Regions from separate parts of the Homo sapiens genome. Here region 1 is linked to region 2. Evidence: chromatin contacts called from ENCODE Hi-C or POLR2A ChIA-PET data. All regions are on one chromosome and are shown on one strand. Each heading gives the region's core, a stretch centred on a gene start or an enhancer-like site at or near the end of the contact. The rest is flanking DNA. Distances are from core to core; before and after follow the strand shown. Region 1 holds the start of TIGIT (T cell immunoreceptor with Ig and ITIM domains). Region 2 holds the start of ZBTB20-AS5 (ZBTB20 antisense RNA 5).

Region 1 (2,700 bases), core at 149-2,648, 160 kb before region 2:
CACCTTCCCTTGGACACACATTAGGTATTATTTCTCCTTCAGCTGAAGGCTTTGTAGCTATTGAAAGGCAAGGCATCTCTTGATGTGAGCCTTGAAGGACAGGTTGCTTTGGGTAGGCAGAGAGAAGCTGGTAAGGCGTATATTGTCTAAGGGTCTGGAGGTGGGGTATAAGGGGTATACAAGTCATAGAGTTGGGGATAGGCAGAACCCAGAGAGGGGAGAAAACTGGCCTGAGATAGAAGACCTTGCAAGGGAGAAGGAGGGTAGGAGCCTGGATGGTGTGAAATGCTAGAGGTGCATGGCTGGAATGGAGGGGGTGGGGCACCAGGCTTCAGATGCTTCTGGGTGCAGATGCAGATTTTCAGGATGTACAACATGGAGCATCCCCAAGGCAACTGTGTTGAGAGCCTGCGAGGCAGGTGAATGTGGATCTTCTACCCCCTCTCCTGACTGAGTTCACCAAGGAACAAGCTTTGTAAACTATTTGAGGGTAGGGGCTGTGATTATTTACTCTCATATCCTCAGAGCCTGGTGTTGAGGTTGGTGCTTTGTAGGCACCCAGGGACTTTCAAATGAATGAAGGGAGGGAGGGAGGAAAGAAGGATGGGTCCATAGTAGGACCTGGTGATGGGCTGGGAGCTCCAGGCAAATGTCAACCAATCCCTCTCCTGGGTCAGCTCCCAGGGGCTCACCCTTCTTTGCATTTCCAGCTCTCATGAGGTCATTGTGCACAGGAAAGCTCTCTCCTCTAATCTCCTCTGATCCTACTGCACCAGAGAAATCAAGCCAGAATTCAATAAAGTCTCAGTCCAGATAAACAAGACAAAAGAAATAAGATTCGAGTAGAAGATCTCCTTCAAGGGAAAGTTGCTGTGTTTGTCCAAGACCTTTGTCCCATCCATGTATCATCCCCCAAGTAAACACTTCTTGTTCACCTGTTCATTAGATTTCAAGTGCAGTCCCTGGCCTGTAAGTCCCTACAATGATAAGCTTCTCTTATCATTGCACATTCTTCATCAGGAGGATGCCAGAGGAGCTCAGCCAACAGTTCCTCATCAGTAGCAGATTCTTCAGAATCTTGGGCACTACACAGATGCCCTTGAGCTCTTTGAATAAAGGCTGATTTTTAGAAAAAACATTAAGACAGAACTTAAAAACAATAGATTGACTATAATCCAAAGACGAGTGTACCTCTAACCACAATTTTCATTTATTTTTAAATGTTTCCTTCATGGCCTTTCTTGTGGCTCACCCTATGCAGTTTGTGTATTTGTTGACAACTTTATGTGTTTTTAATATGGTTTTTGCCAAACTTGGTTTTTCCGAGACCGTCTTTTCTCAGAGGCTCAGTTTTACCGTCCTATCTGCAGTCGGCTACTTTCAGTGGCAGAAGAGGCCACATCTGCTTCCTGTAGGCCCTCTGGGCAGAAGCATGCGCTGGTGTCTCCTCCTGATCTGGGCCCAGGGGCTGAGGCAGGCTCCCCTCGCCTCAGGTAAGGCCTGAAACCCAGCAGAGCAGCAGGGAGGAAAAACAAGGCTAAGCTTGGTTGGAGACTTGGGTGCTTGTGTAGGGAAGACTCCAAGAGCATGCCACAGCTGCTTGAGAGAAAGAAATTGCAACTTTTAGAGTCCTGTGTACTCTTATTTAAGAAAGGACAATCTCTGAGAATGAGGTGGGGTTCTGTTTTTGGTGGCAGATGAAGGACTTTGCAGACTTCCGGGGTTGGAGGAGCCTGACTGGCCAGCACAAGAAGGAGCAGGAGAAGAAGAAGGGCTGGGCAGGAGGCATTGCCAGTTTGCTTTTAGAAGCTCATTCCTGCTCCAGCTTCTTTTCTGTTGCCTTTCAGGAACTTTCCAGGAAAACATTATAAGTTCTCTGTGAATTGAAAATGTCTTTTTCACAGATTCCAGAGGTTCTACCACTAGAGACTGATTTTTTGTTAAATTTATTTCTTCTATATTAAAAATCAGAGTCAAATATTTCTGAGGGAGGGGAACACAAATATTTAAAAACTGTGGTATAAATTAGTTTTTATGTTGCCTTCTGAACTATCTGAGGATGGAGATGTGCCCAGGGTTGCTGGGGAGAGGTTAAGTGCTGAGAGGGTGGTTATGCCTGGGAGAAGCAGGGTTTCCTGCTAAGCTTCCTTTGCTATTGGATTTCTTGGCTTTCCTGAAGGTTTTTTCAGGCACTGCAAATGACAATCAACCAAACAGCAAGGTTTTATTTCAAAGGATAATGCATCCAGCATAGAACTAGGCCGCAGGAAGAAACATAAAAACAAAACAAAATAAAAACAGAAGAGGTGGTATCAGCTGACAAGGGCTTATATTCTAAGTGGGTAGACAAAATAGGCCTACGAAAATAACAAGCTGGCCATGAAGCTACATAGCAGAATATGCGAGGGGGCAACGTGCTAAGTTGTGTAGTCATAAGCCAGGCATTTAGTAAGGTGCTAATTATACAATACAGGCAGTGAATGTGAAAGGAAAAGGGAGGTTGAGATGGGCTGAGGTCTTCTAGGAGGCGGGGAGGGAGTGCAGCCTTGACAAGCCTCCCTGTGGGCGAGGTGTAAAGAGGGGCAGAAGTCAGCTCTGGAAGCATAGGGCAGTGGGTGGGGAGGAGATGGGCTGGGCTGGGCTGGAGTAGAGATGTGTGGAGAAGGGTGAGAAGACTGGAAAGACAACCTGAATGGGGGA
Region 2 (2,700 bases), core at 198-2,697:
ATTCAGGGAGAAAAAATAGAACACAAGCAAAAAGGAAAAAAGCAAAACCAAAACAACTCTTGTCTTCAATATAAAACTTTTTAAAGACTGAGTTTCTCTTATTTGGATGACATTCTTTTTAAAAGTATTTTTCTCCTTAAGCACTATTAAAAGCATTAAAAAATTCTACAAAAATACAGAAAAGTCTGAAAGCAATTCAAGAATATTCCTAAAGAAAACATGTAAGTGTAAGAAGTGAGTTACCCTGGAAAATTCTGGATTTGCCAAAAGTTCCCCTACTTCTAATATCTTTCAGTGAGTTCAAGTGCTAACACTGGCCACCTAGTACTTGTTTTTTATCTGAGGATCATTACTGAGGCAACACATACATAGTAAGGTTTCCCGAAAAGACTCCTTGTTATCAAGTTACTTCAAACATAAGGCACTCACACCTCCCAGCCAGGAGGGTTTTTTGATGAGCATCACACTCTGCCCTGATATGTATTACACCCTTAAGAAGCAGTTACATAAATGCATTCTATAATTATGGAAAATGTATATATCTATATTTTCCCCTACATTTTCCCTCCCCAGGGATATGAATAGATTTTATTTTCAGTTAATAGAAAAAAAAAGAAAAGAGTTTCTGATTCTTGAAACAACTGTTGTAGCTGTTTTCTACTTAGCAAAACAGTTATCTGTAGTTAGGAATGGTACATAATATATATTTAAGGATTTTTGTAGAGCTTGAGAATTGTTCCCCTTGTTTAGTTTCGTGTCTATAATGTACCTTAAAAAGATTTCTAAGTGACAATCAACATATAAATGCATTAAGAGGAGAACTTTAAGAAAGAAAACATTATCTTGGGTTTACAAATCCAGGATATTAGCATAAAGATATAAATGTACAGCATATATAAAAGATAAAATTGTTTACTACATTTTACACATACAGCTCACATCTGATTTCTTTTTGCTTTTGTTGGAGCATTAATTTGAAAATGATAAGCATTCTGAAATGTTTGCTACAACACAAATTCATGGTAAAAATATACATGCATAGGCAAAAATTGAAATGGAGAACACAAAGCTACGTGGCAATCAGAATCGTTGACAAAATCTCCATCTAGACTATATTTTGCATGAACTAGTGTATCATAGAAGGGGCAAGAAATCTCTCTGGGGGTTTTGTCATTTACATAATTAGAAACAAAAATAAAATACAAATATCTGCTCCCTTACTACCTTTTCTTAATAACTGACAAGTGACACAAGTGGTACCTTTTAAACAGATGGATGCAAAAACTTGTGAGATCGAATGAACTGATGTACCCCATTGGTATTTTGGGAACCCAAATTCCATAATTAACTTTTTACCCAAGTGGCAAAAGTAGAAGATGTTCTAGTCACCAAATTGATTATTTGATGGACTTTTGTTCTTTCTTCCACAAGATTTTGGCGACCCAGAAAGGGTAAAGACATGATAAGAGAAGATGCATCCTGAACAACTTTTATTGTGAGTAGAAAAAAAATAGCATAAAGTGAGCATAAGAACAGTTGGATTTGGAAAGATTAAAAGAGGAGAAAAGAGCAACATATGCAACTTAACTAGTCTTTTTCTTTTTAATTTTTTCATGTACATATATGTATATATTGGGATGATGGGGAGAAAAGATAACTGGATTTCTTTTGAATGTCTTTGTGTCTTTATAGAGTGAATGTTCTGTTCCTGTCTCTTTCTTTTTAGGCGAAAAACTAATAAAAATAGAAAAACATATATCAGACATTAAGCTCACTCCCCCCCCCCCCACCCTTCCCTTTGTAAAGAACTCTTTGTTCTCTAGTGAAAATGCTGAAAAATCCCCGGGCAGCTACTCCCTGAAACAAGTGCAAAACACTTAGAGGCTTTTGGGCTGGCTGGGAGCCAGAAACCCTCCCGCTGTCTGGTTAGAAGAGGAAAAAAAGAAGAGAGAGGGAGAGGGAGAGAGGGGAAGAGGGATGGGGGGCAGAGAGAGAGGAAGAGAGAGAGGAAGAGAGAGGAAAAGAGAAGGGAGAGAGAGAGAGAGAGAGAGAGAGAGAGAGAGAGAAATTGGAGCTTCCTTTAATAGACATAGGAAGCAGCGTTTTTTTCTTTCTTTTTTTTCAAAACTGGCGGTCAAGCGTTAAGTAACTCCCGTCTAAATCCACCTGCTAGAAATGAACTTGGGTAACCCCCCAGGGGTGCACAAAGACAGGGAAGACAGTAACATACTCCATACTCTTTCCCACCCCCCGTTGTACTGCTTCCATTCTTTCTGCTCTCATACACAAATGCCCACAGCTTCTCACGCCGCCCCTCTTACCCCCCAACAACAAACACAGCAAAATACATGCTCCCTCGGTCTCCTAAAAAAAAAAAAAGGCTTTTCCATCTCGGTTGCGACACAGTGATAAGGGGTAGCGAACATCTCATACCTGGTGTGAATGCTAATCAGTCAGGAGTTCTCCTTTTCCCAAGACAGGGAACTGTTTCCTTCCAAATTTATTAGAACCTCCTCCACTGCCTCTTTGAAAAACCTTCTTTGTCACCCTCTCCCAAGTCCCGATACTTCTTTAAAAAAAAAATGGCTTCGGAGCTCCTTCTATTCTTGATATTGATTCTCTCTCTCTCCCCCCACCCCTCCTCCTCTCTCCTGTCTGTGTCTCTTCTGAGTGGTCTATTGATAAGTCCCTGGAGGCACT

The links. Hi-C counts contacts between places; a loop is a spot of excess contacts on that map. ChIA-PET counts read pairs that join two places held with the same protein, here RNA polymerase II (POLR2A). Pooled maps may share reads with other maps.
Region 1: a map with no recorded cell type shows a loop between it and region 2 (4-fold over the local background). The contact joins the promoter of TIGIT here to the promoter of ZBTB20-AS5 in region 2. A Hi-C loop is called at or near these places in 2 of 168 maps with a recorded cell type or tissue (mammary epithelial cell and vagina), 21 of 37 single-sample maps with no recorded cell type and 5 of 50 pooled maps. POLR2A ChIA-PET finds 5 or more read pairs at or near these places in 4 of 52 experiments (B cell, BJ, WTC11 and 1 more).

Annotation. Positions count from the first base shown.
Region 1 is chr3:114,292,630-114,295,329 of GRCh38, forward strand. TIGIT (T cell immunoreceptor with Ig and ITIM domains) reads left to right here and starts at 1,399. Exons shown (of 4, transcript NM_173799.4): 1 at 1,399-1,493. The coding sequence starts at 1,433.
Region 2 is chr3:114,452,146-114,454,845 of GRCh38, forward strand. It overlaps ZBTB20-AS5 (ZBTB20 antisense RNA 5), which reads left to right and starts at 1,448. Exons shown (of 3, transcript NR_121661.1): 1 at 1,448-1,495. All of the region lies in intron 7 of ZBTB20 (zinc finger and BTB domain containing 20), which reads right to left.